Linked DNA regions of Homo sapiens: all the other regions are linked to region 3. The links are chromatin contacts, found by Hi-C or POLR2A ChIA-PET in ENCODE. All regions are on one chromosome and are shown on one strand. The core of a region is the stretch at or near the end of the contact, and the rest is flanking DNA. Distances in the headings are between cores, read along the strand shown.

The links. A loop is a pair of places that touch in the nucleus more often than their neighbours do. ChIA-PET counts read pairs that join two places held with the same protein, here RNA polymerase II (POLR2A). Pooled maps may share reads with other maps.
Region 1: a map of naive thymus-derived CD4-positive, alpha-beta T cell shows a loop between it and region 3 (4-fold over the local background). The contact joins the enhancer-like site here to the promoter of POMGNT2 in region 3. A Hi-C loop is called at or near these places in 1 of 168 maps with a recorded cell type or tissue (naive thymus-derived CD4-positive, alpha-beta T cell), 1 of 37 single-sample maps with no recorded cell type and 11 of 50 pooled maps. POLR2A ChIA-PET finds 5 or more read pairs at or near these places in 1 of 52 experiments (WTC11).
Region 2: a loop to region 3 is called in a map of naive thymus-derived CD4-positive, alpha-beta T cell, with 13 times the contacts of the local background. The contact joins the enhancer-like site here to the promoter of POMGNT2 in region 3. A Hi-C loop is called at or near these places in 2 of 168 maps with a recorded cell type or tissue (PC-3 and naive thymus-derived CD4-positive, alpha-beta T cell) and 4 of 50 pooled maps. POLR2A ChIA-PET finds 5 or more read pairs at or near these places in 1 of 52 experiments (activated naive CD4-positive, alpha-beta T cell).

The regions. Positions count from the first base shown.
Region 1 is chr3:43,377,794-43,381,230 of GRCh38, forward strand. The region is part of intron 12 of ANO10 (anoctamin 10); the gene reads right to left. Among named protein-coding and RNA genes, the nearest start is that of SNRK-AS1, 28 kb to the left of the region's middle. RefSeq lists a silencer at 384-678. Within about 2 kb of position 1,683, at least 7 of the 41 ENCODE cell types and tissues checked have a DNase peak (open chromatin) inside an H3K27ac peak, as active enhancers do.
Region 2 is chr3:43,475,241-43,478,996 of GRCh38, forward strand. The region is part of intron 11 of ANO10 (anoctamin 10); the gene reads right to left. Among named protein-coding and RNA genes, the nearest start is that of SNRK-AS1, 130 kb to the left of the region's middle. RefSeq lists an enhancer at 3,507-3,756. Within about 2 kb of position 2,496, at least 10 of the 41 ENCODE cell types and tissues checked have a DNase peak (open chromatin) inside an H3K27ac peak, as active enhancers do.
Region 3 is chr3:43,103,986-43,107,884 of GRCh38, forward strand. POMGNT2 (protein O-linked mannose N-acetylglucosaminyltransferase 2 (beta 1,4-)) reads right to left here and starts at 2,094. Exons shown (of 2, transcript NM_032806.6): 1 at 1,851-2,094. RefSeq lists a silencer at 1,862-2,181.

The sequences.
Region 1 (3,437 bases), core at 433-2,932, 270 kb after region 3:
ATCCAGGAATTGAAGCCTTGACAGTTTGGTTAGATCAAGGAATGACACAAAAGTTTAAAAGCCCAAAGAATAGGAATAAACACTCTAGAAATCAAAGAGTCTCTAAAAGGACCCTGAACTGGGGTGGCACAGTGGTGGCCATCTGAGAAAAGATGCCTTGGTGATCAGAGGTAATCCAGTGTCCAGCCTCCCACTGCAGTCCCGACTCATGGAGTATGAGGGGACACAATTTCACTGTCGCATGAGAAAGAAACTCAGTTTAGAAAGTTAAAGGATGAAGTAAGAGCCTACTAAATGAAATGCAGGAGACAGTCCACTGCCCACATCAGTTTCAACACAACTTAGTAAATATTACTCTTAACTATAAAGGGAGAACAACCTTTAATCTAAGAAAACACTGCCAGTGGCCACAAGGAAAGTGAAAGTGGGATGAGTAGGAGCAGCTGCCAAAGGGTGAGCTCCTTCTCTGCCCAGAAAAGCTCTGCACCCACTTTCTGCACACCTAGGAAGGTAAAGGAGGCACCCAGGCATCAAAGGACCCCTGGTGGTGGCAGAGGGGATTGGTTCCATTCTTAAGAAACACTAAGGCCATCACCAAGGTGAAAACAGATCCTTATGAAATGCAGCCACAACTGCAGACCGCAGAGAAAGTATAAATGTTTCCCATCACCTTTACAATCTTTCCCAGGGCAGTTTTCCCCACATCTGAACACTGTATGGCCCTTTGATAAATGCAAATATCTATATCTTCTATAATGTCATTTAAAATTTCAATATTACTATTATGAGTAAAACAAAATTGATAATTACAACATTATGATTTTTAAAACTCTATATCCCCTCACTGTACAAGAGATTACCATGTACCCTTCCCCCCAGAGCAGGGCCCTGTTCCTGGCCAGTTGAGAAGGGCTACCCCTGGGTGATGACGGCTGTGAGTCATCAGAATTGCAGGCACTAGGCACCCCTTCTATAGAGCCTGGGTAAAGCTGGAGCCAGGGATGGTTGACTTGACTATGCTTGATTTTTGTGTAGGAACAACACAGTAAGTGTTAGGCAGGGATTCTAGCCTTTATTCACTTGACATCATTTTCCCTCAGAAAAGTTAATTTTTACTCATTCCCACCTAGAAACCTCAACAAGCAGGATTAATTACTGCTTCTTCCCAACACCTTTCATTTCACTTTAATTTTCCATTACCTATATCCCTTCCTGAGTGGCAGTCCCTGTAACCAATACTGATCACTAAATACAGGTTGATGAAAACATCATTGAACATTCCTCACTGCTATGCTACAGGATCCTGAGCACACACGGCAGCCAGTCAATATTTTCGCAAATCTAGAACTCAAGTGACACAATGCTGTCCCAGTTGGTGACAAAAGGCCATCAAAACACATCTTGGGATACATACAGCACTGAACTACCAACAGACTGTCTTTCTTTTTCCTCCAGGTTACATATTTTAGTCGGGTACTGTTAGTAATTAATTGGATAATATTTAAAGCATATGTTTTTTATTAAAAATATTGAATGTGCTTTTGCAATTGGAGAACTTAGAAGAAGTGAGGAGTGAGCCCTGAACCTGAAAATGGCAAATAGAAGGAAGGACTAACTTGCAGCTTCCACTCAGGCAAACAGAGCAGTGTGTGGAGGCCCACATCGTGAACTTTTGCTCCAAGAACTACTGCAGGAACATACCAGGAAAGCCAAGAGAATCCACAGACCCTTTAAAGGAGATGGACTGCCTCCAGGCTCTGTGGGACAGCCAGGAACTGTGAGTCTGCTTGCTTTCTCAGCTGGGAGGCATGTAGCCTAGAGAAAGTTCTCAGCCCTGGAAATAAACTCAGCGCTGTTGTGGGGGCACGGTGGGAGGGAGACTGGCCTTTTGGGCTGTGGGCTGCATAGGAGCTGGGTGAGGGCTGTGGCTGCCAGCTTTCCCCAACTTCCCTGATGACCTGTGTGATACAGCAGAGGCAAGGTTGTTTAACACCCCCAAAAGATCACACTAGCTCACCAGCAATGGATCCAAACCAAGATCAAATCTCTGAATTGCCAGAAAAAGAATTCAGAAGGTTGACTATTAAGCCAATCAAGGAGGCACCAGAGAAAGGCGAAGTCCAACTTAAATAAATAAAAAACAAAATGATGCAGGATATGAATGGAAAAATCTCCAGTGAAATAGATAGCATAAATAAAAAACCATCACAACTTCTGGAAATTAAGGATGCACTTAGAGAACTGCAAAATGCACTGGAAGTCTCAGCAACAGAATCGAACCAACAGAAGACAGAATTTCAGAGCTCAAAGACAAGGCTTTCAAATTAACCCCATCTGACAAAGAAAAAGAATTTAAAAAAATTAACAAAGCCTCCGAGAAGTTTGGGATTATGTTAAACAACCAAACCTAAGAATAATTGGTGTTCTCAAGGAAGAAGAGAAATCTAAAAGTTTGGAAAACATATTTGAGGGAATAATTGAGGAAAACTTCTCCAGCATTGCTAGAAATCTAACATCCAAATACAAGAAGCTCAAAGAACACCTGGGAAATACATCACAAAAAGATTATCACTTAGGGACATAGTCATCAGGCTATCTAAGGTCAAGATGAAGGAAAGAATCTTAAGAGCTGGGAGGCAAATACATCAGGTAACCTACAAAGGAACCTATCAGATTAACCTATCAGATTAACAGCAGATTTCTCATCAGAAACCCTACAAGCTAGAAGGGATTGGGGTCCTATCTTTAGCCTCCTTAAACAAAACAATTGGCCAAGAATTTTGTGTCTACCGAAACTAAGCTTCATAAATGAAGGAAAGATACAGTCTTTTTCAGACAAACAAATGCTGAGAGAATTCGCCACTACCAAGCCAGCACTATAAAAACTGCTAAAAGGAGCTCTAAATCTTGAAACAAATCCTCAAAATACACCAAAATAGAACCTCCTTAAAGTATAAATCTCACAGGACCTATAAAACACCACCACAATGAAAAAAACAAGGCATTCAGGCAACAAATAGCATGTTGAATAGAATAGTACCTCACATCTCAATACTAACTGTATTAATCCGTTCTCACGCTGCTATGAAGAAGTGCCCAAGACTGGATAATTTACAAAGAAAAGAGGTTTAATTAACTCACATTTACGCATGGCCCAGGAAACATACAATCATGGCGGAAGGGGAAGCAAATACGTCCTTCTTCACATGGTGGCAGGAGAGAGAAGCGCCGAGCAAAGGGGTACAAGCCCCTTATAAAACCATCAGATCTCATGAGAACTCACCCGCCACCATGAGAAGAACAGCATGAGGGTAACCGCCCCCATGATTAAAACAGCTCCCACTGGGCCCTCCCATGACACATGGGGATTATGGAAACTACAATTCAAGATGAGATCTGGGCCAGGACATGGTCAACCCATGTCACTAATGTTGAAT
Region 2 (3,756 bases), core at 1,246-3,745, 370 kb after region 3:
CATATAGCTCCTTCTCGGTCTTGAACCTTACACACAACATTAGCGTGAAGAACCTGTGAATTTTTTTTCTTACAGTTTCTCTCTTTGGTGTCATTCTTATAGTCAAGGTCTCCCCACCCAAAGATCAGATAAATATTCACCTATAATTCTTTCCAGTCCTTTTATGGTTTTAATTTGTTATATTCATATATTTAACTTGACTGAATTTCATTTCAGTGTGTACTTTAAAAAAGGGGAGGCTTTATCCACTCTCCCCAAATGGCTTGCCATTTGTCCCAGCAACATTTAATACCTAATCAATCATTTTTCTACTGGCAAAAAATGCCTATCACAAATTTGTGGGGGGGGTTCTTTGTTTTTGTTTTGTTTTGTTTTTGAGATGAAGTCTTGCTGTGTTGCCTAGGCTGGAGTGCAATGGCGCAACCTTGGCTCACTGCAACCTCTGCCTCCTGGGTTCAGGACAGTCTCCTGCATCAGCCTCCGGAGCAGCCGGGATTACAGGCATGTGCTACCACACCTGGCAAAGTTTTTTTTATTTTTTAGTAGAGATGGGGTTTCACCATGTTGGCCAGGCTGGTCTTGAACTCCTGACCTCGAGTGATCTGCCCACTTCAGCCTCCCAAAGTGCTGGGATTACAGGTGTGAACCACCACACCTGGCCTACAAATTTGTATGTATCTATACTTTTGACAGTTCATGGAATTTATGATCTGTTCTATTTATCTATTTATTCTGGTGCCATTATCATAATTTTTCAGTTATTGTGGCTTTATTTTCTTCAAAAATGTCCATGGCCATTATCTCATATTTATTCTATGTGATTTACTTCAGAATCATATATTTTGATACACTGTTTGCTCATATTGTCATTTTATAATGTTAACTAGTTTTACAGTATTTTTTTCTGGGTTTTACAGTATTTTTTTCTGTTAGCTTATCTACTTTCCCCCTAAAATTATCATGTATTTAATCATGTCTAAATAAAAACCAAAGGGGAACAGAAGAAAATTCCAAAAAATAATTGTTGGTAGACCTGAAGGTTGCCCCCAAGTTTTCAGTTTATCTTGGTGATATCCATGTACCCATTCTGTGAATGTTACTGAATCCTAAGGTAGAAAGAGTCTCTACCTCTTCTAGGCCTGCTTTTGATCTCCAATTAGTGGGGTCTGTAGTGGTCTACTAGCATTTGTTAAATTCATTTCTCATGTCATCCCACCAATTGTCTCAGGAAGGGAAGACATTGGCTGGTTCTTGGTGTCTTCCTGAAGTTGGTCTGTCCTTCATGTTATATCAGATAAAAACTTCTCAACACCTGTAGAATGCAACGGACACCACTTCCCTGCCAGCTCCCTGTTTTCTCCTTTTCCTTTTCTTGGTTTATGGAGTTTTCTCCTTACTTTCCTTTTTCTTTGTAGTTTTTATCGGTTTTTTCCCTTACTTCACCATCTTCCCAAGAAATCTTGAGTTAGATCACTTTGTGGAACTTAGTATGAGCAAGCTATACCACTAATAAACATTAAAATAATGAGATAGCCTAAGAGTAACTGCTCAAAGAAAATGAAGACTATCCCCGAATTCATGCATGACCATAGCATGTATTTTGAAAGAAGAAAGAAAACATAGCAAACCTTGCCAATCAATAAGCAATTTGCCGATCAATAAGTAATTTCCCTGTACTATTCAATGCAGGCAGATCTCCACAGTGGGCAGATACAAGAGTTTTTTTTTCTTTTACCATGGGTAAAATTTCTTTTATTTGAGAAAGTAATGTGTATACATAGTTTTAAAAAATAAAGACAAAGAATATACAGAAAAGATCTTCCATCCATTCCTGCTCTGCACCCCTCTACCATCTTTCAGTATTCTCCCTAGAGACAAGCCCTGTTATTTATCTACTGGTTTACAAATAGAGAAATCTTTCATTATCCCTCAAATTAAAACTGATCAGCATATTGAGATGATATGATGTTGAGAAGATACAGTATTATTGTAACTGTTAAGAAAAGCTAGAATAATATCAAAGGTATTGTAGTGGATAAAACTTAGGCAGATGCACAAAAAAGATGTACCACCTCTCCCTTTTTATTAATGAATATGAAAATAATTTATAAATTACTTACTCAAACAAACATTTACTGAGCATCTACCATATGCTAGGGACTGTCCTAAGTGGTATGGACAGAAAATGAAGCAAGACGTACTCCATCTATTACCTTCCATTTCATTTTATTAAGATAATTGTTAATAACAGCTGACGTGTTATATTTTAAGTGCTAAATCAAAATGTCATTGCATAAAAGTCATTTGCAAATCAAACGGAACAATCTGAGCACAGATCTAAAACTCGTAATGCTTCCTTGGATCCTGGACCATAATACTGTACTTGTGGTAAGCTCAGAGCAGGAGGGAATAGCCTGATGACAAATTACCCCTCATCTTAAATGTTCTAACATCCCCTATACTGTCAGTCGACCTTGGGTGTGTTCACACACAATAGCACACAGGAAGACGCGAAGGTGACGTGGCCTTCCTGTTTGGGCAAGGCATAATCTTAACATAGAAGGTGCCTGTTGCTCATTACGGGCAGAAAAAAGAGCCATTATCACTTACAATTGGACAGACCTCTTTGACTTTGGCAGGGGCCCGCCAACCTGCACACCAGAGGCACACATAGGGAGTGAGGGAGGAATGTTGAGAAGTGATTTCCCAATGGCCCATCTCTAAGGAAGTAGTCTCTGTTTTTTCAGTTCACACTTTACCACAATGCTTACCTTGTGCCAGGCCCTATTCTAAGTGCTTTTCATATATTTACTCATTTAATGCTCACAACAGCCCTATGAGGCAGAAACTACATTTATTCCCATTTGACAGATAAGGAAACTGAGGATCAGAGAGGTTACGTATCCTGGCCAAGGTCACAGAGTTAGTGAGCTGTCTATACAAGCCACATGGAGTGAGGTTCTGGAGATGGAAGTTGGGGTTAGTCAGAACAGATGCCTTAAAATGTCCTTGTCAAAGTTGCCTCTTCTATGCAAAATGATAATTCTGAAATCAGCAACCTAAAAAACAGCAGCCATCTATTATGACCTCACCACTGTGCTATGTGTTTTATAAATGAAAAGCCCAATCCTAACAAACCCTTTAAAGTAGGGACTTTAACCACCCATTTTATAGATTAAGAAATTAAGGTCTGGAAAGTAACTTCCCCTAGCTAGTGAGATCTGAAGCCAGGATCTTAGCTGTCTGACTCCAGGACCCATGCTTTTTTCATTTCACTGTAGTGACTATGTGTGAGTGAGAAATTCCAACATCATCACAATCAGAAAAATAGTGGCTCTGTCTACTCTGATGGTTTATGCTTGTGCTAACACAGGCTGTCCTCCTAGTGGGGAGAAGTCTTTGGCACAAGTAATTAATTTACATTAATGCTTAGCTCTCACTCCTATGTAGTATTCATATTTGACACAGTACAATTTTTCTCATTTTCAAACACAGATTATTCACACCATACATATGTAGCAGATAATTCAATAATAAATTGACTGTGATCAAACATTTGGCAAAAGCTTGAGAAGTCAAATAGTTTTTAAAAAGTCTGATATATCCTTAGACTTCCAAATTGTCTCCATTTTAAGGTTAGAGCATCTAAAAGCAAACCCAAGTACCTGTTTTATAATATTATAGCCCCCTACAGAAATGCCTCCACAAGTTAGGGCACTTTAGAAACTATAGTGAACCATCTGAATGGTTTTCTAA
Region 3 (3,899 bases), core at 844-3,343:
TGTTCACTGGCTTTCACTCTCAGCCAGGCACAGTGCTAACTGTTTTACACGCATTATCTCATTTATTCCCCACTACCTGAAGTAAATGCTATTAATTCAATTTCACATTTAAGAAGGTATGCTTAGAGGCATTAAGTGAATTGCCCAGTGATACACAGCAATTAAGTAGAGGGGTTAGGATTCAAAACCAAGACGGACTCCAAAGCCCGTGATGACATTTGCAGGTTCCACCTTTCACATTCATTATTTCATCCAATTTAAGAAACCCTGGGAATCACGTGATTGGTAGGTCCTGGGGGGAAAGTATCCCACTGACAACCAAGCTGAGATTGGCAAGGACCCTTGGAATGGGGGATTTGGTAATCTAATTTTCTAGTTAGTGCAATATTTACTAGAAGGCTTTGTTTATTGCTAAATATTTTCTAAAGCAAGGCTCAGAGCAAGAACTTGCCAACTAGCATGCTTACATGGCCACGGTGGGCCCAGCCACCAGCACCATGCCCTCCTTTCTGCTGAAGATCTCCACTCTCCTTCTCGTTCTCGCAGGGGCCCAAGGCTCAGGAAGGAACGTGCTGACCACCCCTGGGGATGAGGGGACCTATGCTCTTTCCTAGCTCTGCAGGGACTGAGATTCCTCAAAATTAATATTGAAAGGATGAGCTGGAAGATCTGCAAGATTCATGAGAGCCAGAGAGGGCAGCTAGTACCATTAAAGATGAACCTGGACTCCAAGCACCTCTAACACTTTCTGTCGTTAGTCACCACGACTGCTGATATTTGCCACACACTTACTGTTAGACATACTGGGCTGAGGACTTGCCTGGCACTATTTCATCCCCACTGCAACCCCGTGATAAAGGCACTGTACTTTCATCTCCACTTCACAGAGAAAGAAACAGAGGCTAAGAGAGGATAAGTGACTTGCTTAAACGCACACCGCTAGTAGCCGAGAACCAAGATTTGAAGGCGGGGCACATATTGTAGTAAACATTTGGTGAATGAAACCTCCTCTGTCTATGCTCTTAGCTACTAAGTCCTATCAAGCTCGCCCCATAACCCTGAAGTCATCCTTTTCCACGCGGAGCCTTGCTTCTCCCAAGAGTACGCTCTAAGTGTTGGCTGGCAATAAAGTAGGCAGACACTGGTCGCCCTGCACCTGGTGCAAGACTCTGGCCTGACGGTCACATACTTTAGCAGAGAGTTCCCATCAGTGAGCTGGAGACGGGTTCCTAAACACACACATGGAGTCAGGAGTTCACTGGGTTCCTTCTTCAGAGGCTACTCTGGCACTGCCAAGCAGGCCGTGGCAAGCTCTTACCACCGGACACACATGGTAGGTGCCCTACTGGCCCCCAAAGCGCCCAGGAATCAGCTGCAGGCCTGCCGGGGTTCTGCCTTCAAAGGCAGTTGGGGAGGCCCAGGCCCGCTCCGCGCACCTCGCGTGGCTCCCCACCACCCCCGCCAAATGTGCACCACCCATCACCTCCCAAAGCAAAAGGGCCTGAGGACCCGACGCCAGTGCCTGCCACGAGCTGAGGGCTCGAACTGGCAAGCCCCAGGGCGTTGCCCAGGTCCCCGGCCCCCGGCCCCCGACCCCCAATCCCCGGCCCCCGACCCTGAGGGTCCACCCCCGCCCCGCCCACCTCCCGCGCCTCCCTCAGCTCGCTTCACACGTCACCCCTCAGTTCTGCAAACTCTCCTGGATCCCGAAGGCGTCCTAGAACCTCCCCCTCACCCCGGGGCCCAGCACCGCGTCGTCCCCTCCAGGGGGCCGAGGGTTCGACACCTCCACTTCAAGTCCCAGGCGGGTGTCGGAGTCCGCTCCAGCCCCAAGCGCGCGCGCGTCTTACCTGAAGCCTGGACTCCGCGGGACGAAGCCACCTCCGCCGACGCGTCCAGGAGGCCCCACGGCGGCGCCGCTTTCCCACCCCGCCGCCGCCCCCAGCGCCAGCTTCTGGCCCAGGAGGCCCAGAAGGCCCAGGCAGCCAGCACAGGTTTGGCCGCGCCGCCGGGTTCGCAGCGACCGCCACCTCCAGGCTCGCAGGTGTCCGCCGTGCGCCTGCCCGGCGGGCGAGCCCGGCGCGGAGCCTGTGCGCCTGCGCAGAGCCGCGAGTTCGGTTGCCCTGGCCCCGGCCACAACCTTGGCTCGCGGAATCCTGGGAGGTGTAGTTTTGCGTACGAGGACAGCCCGCGCCGCCACCAGCCTGCGGAATGTTGGGAGTGATAATTTGCGCCGAGAGGCTGAGTTTTACTTAGTGTTAGGATTACACAGTTATGGCAGTTCTGATAATAAATTTAAATGCAAGTTTAACCAACAACCAAATGTCATTGTAAAGTCAAGGTAATTAATACGTTTACATGCTTTTAAAAATTGTAATGCTACAGAGAACTTACAAAAGCACCAGTCCTCTGCGGCACCATTCCATTAACCAGCTGTCACCTTATCCCACCGTCCAGTCCTGGCTGTCCAGTCCTCAAGGGCAGCTACTTATGGCTGTGGCATCTGGCATTCCCGCGGATTCTCCGAATATACATATGCCCCTATTTCTTGAGTTATGAATTTTAGATCTTTTGACTTCTTTTTTAGATCTCTTGACTTTTTTTGAACTTAAGTCATCTAGAGATGCACCTACCACCACCAACTCCACCTCCATAGAGTTATAAGATTTCTACCTATCAAATTGGGAAAGCCCTGACTTTAATTTATGATTATTTTAAATTAGCCCAAATGTTAAGGTATTAAGTTGGTAAATTTTTGCAGGGCAATTTGTCAATACAGCCAAAAACCTTTAAAAACATGTAGTCAAAAGCCTCTAACCAAGAAATTCTAATAATTGTGGATGACTGCAAAGGCTGAATAGTGTTGTTTAGATGATAATAAACTGAAAGGCTGAAGTGGTGATATTACTTTCAGAGAGAGTAGAATTGACAGCAAGGAAAATTACCAAGAATAAAAAAGGGATAATTATATAATGATAAAAGGTTCAATTCACCAAGAAGACATAATTCTAAATGTGGATACACCTAACGACATAGCCTTAACATAAATAAATCAAATGATAGAACCATAATTAGAAATAGACAACTCTGCAACTGTAATTGGAAACTTCAGCATCCCTCTCTCAACAACTGATAGAACACTAGACAGAAAGTCAGCAAGGATATAGAAAAGATCAACACTAATACCATCCTAATCTAATTGATATTTACATAATACTTCACCCACCAACAGAATACACATTCTTTTCAAGCAACCTTGGTATATATATTAAGATAAACTGTATCCTGGATCATAAGTTTTTAAATATACAGAAGACATTAATATATATTTTACCAAAGTAGTTATACAGATGGCAAATAAGGACAGATGTTCATCACTAGCCATAAAGGAAATGCAAATTAAGACTATGCTGAGATATCACCATACACCTATTTAAAACAGCTTAAAAAGGCAGGGCGCGGTGGCTCATGCCTGTAATGCCAGCACTTTGGGAGGCCATGGCTGGCGAATCACGAGGTCAGGAGTTCAAGACCAGCCTGGCCAACATGGTGAAACCTCGTCTCTACTAAAAATACAAAAATTAGCTGGATGTGTTGGTGCGCGTCTGTAAACCCGGCTACTCAGGAGGCTGAGGCAGGGGAGAATCACTTGAACCCAGGAGGCGGAGGTTGCAGTGAACCGAGATCGCGCCACTGCACTCCAGTCTGGGCTACAGAGCAAGACTCCATCTCAAAAACAAACAAACAACAACAACAACTACAAAACAGCTTAAAAAATAAAATAGCAAATGCTGGTGAGTATGCACAGAACTGGATCTCTCATATATTACTCACAGATGGGTATATCATGGTAGTTTCTTTTAAAAAACTAAACATATGCTTCCCATATGACTCATCAA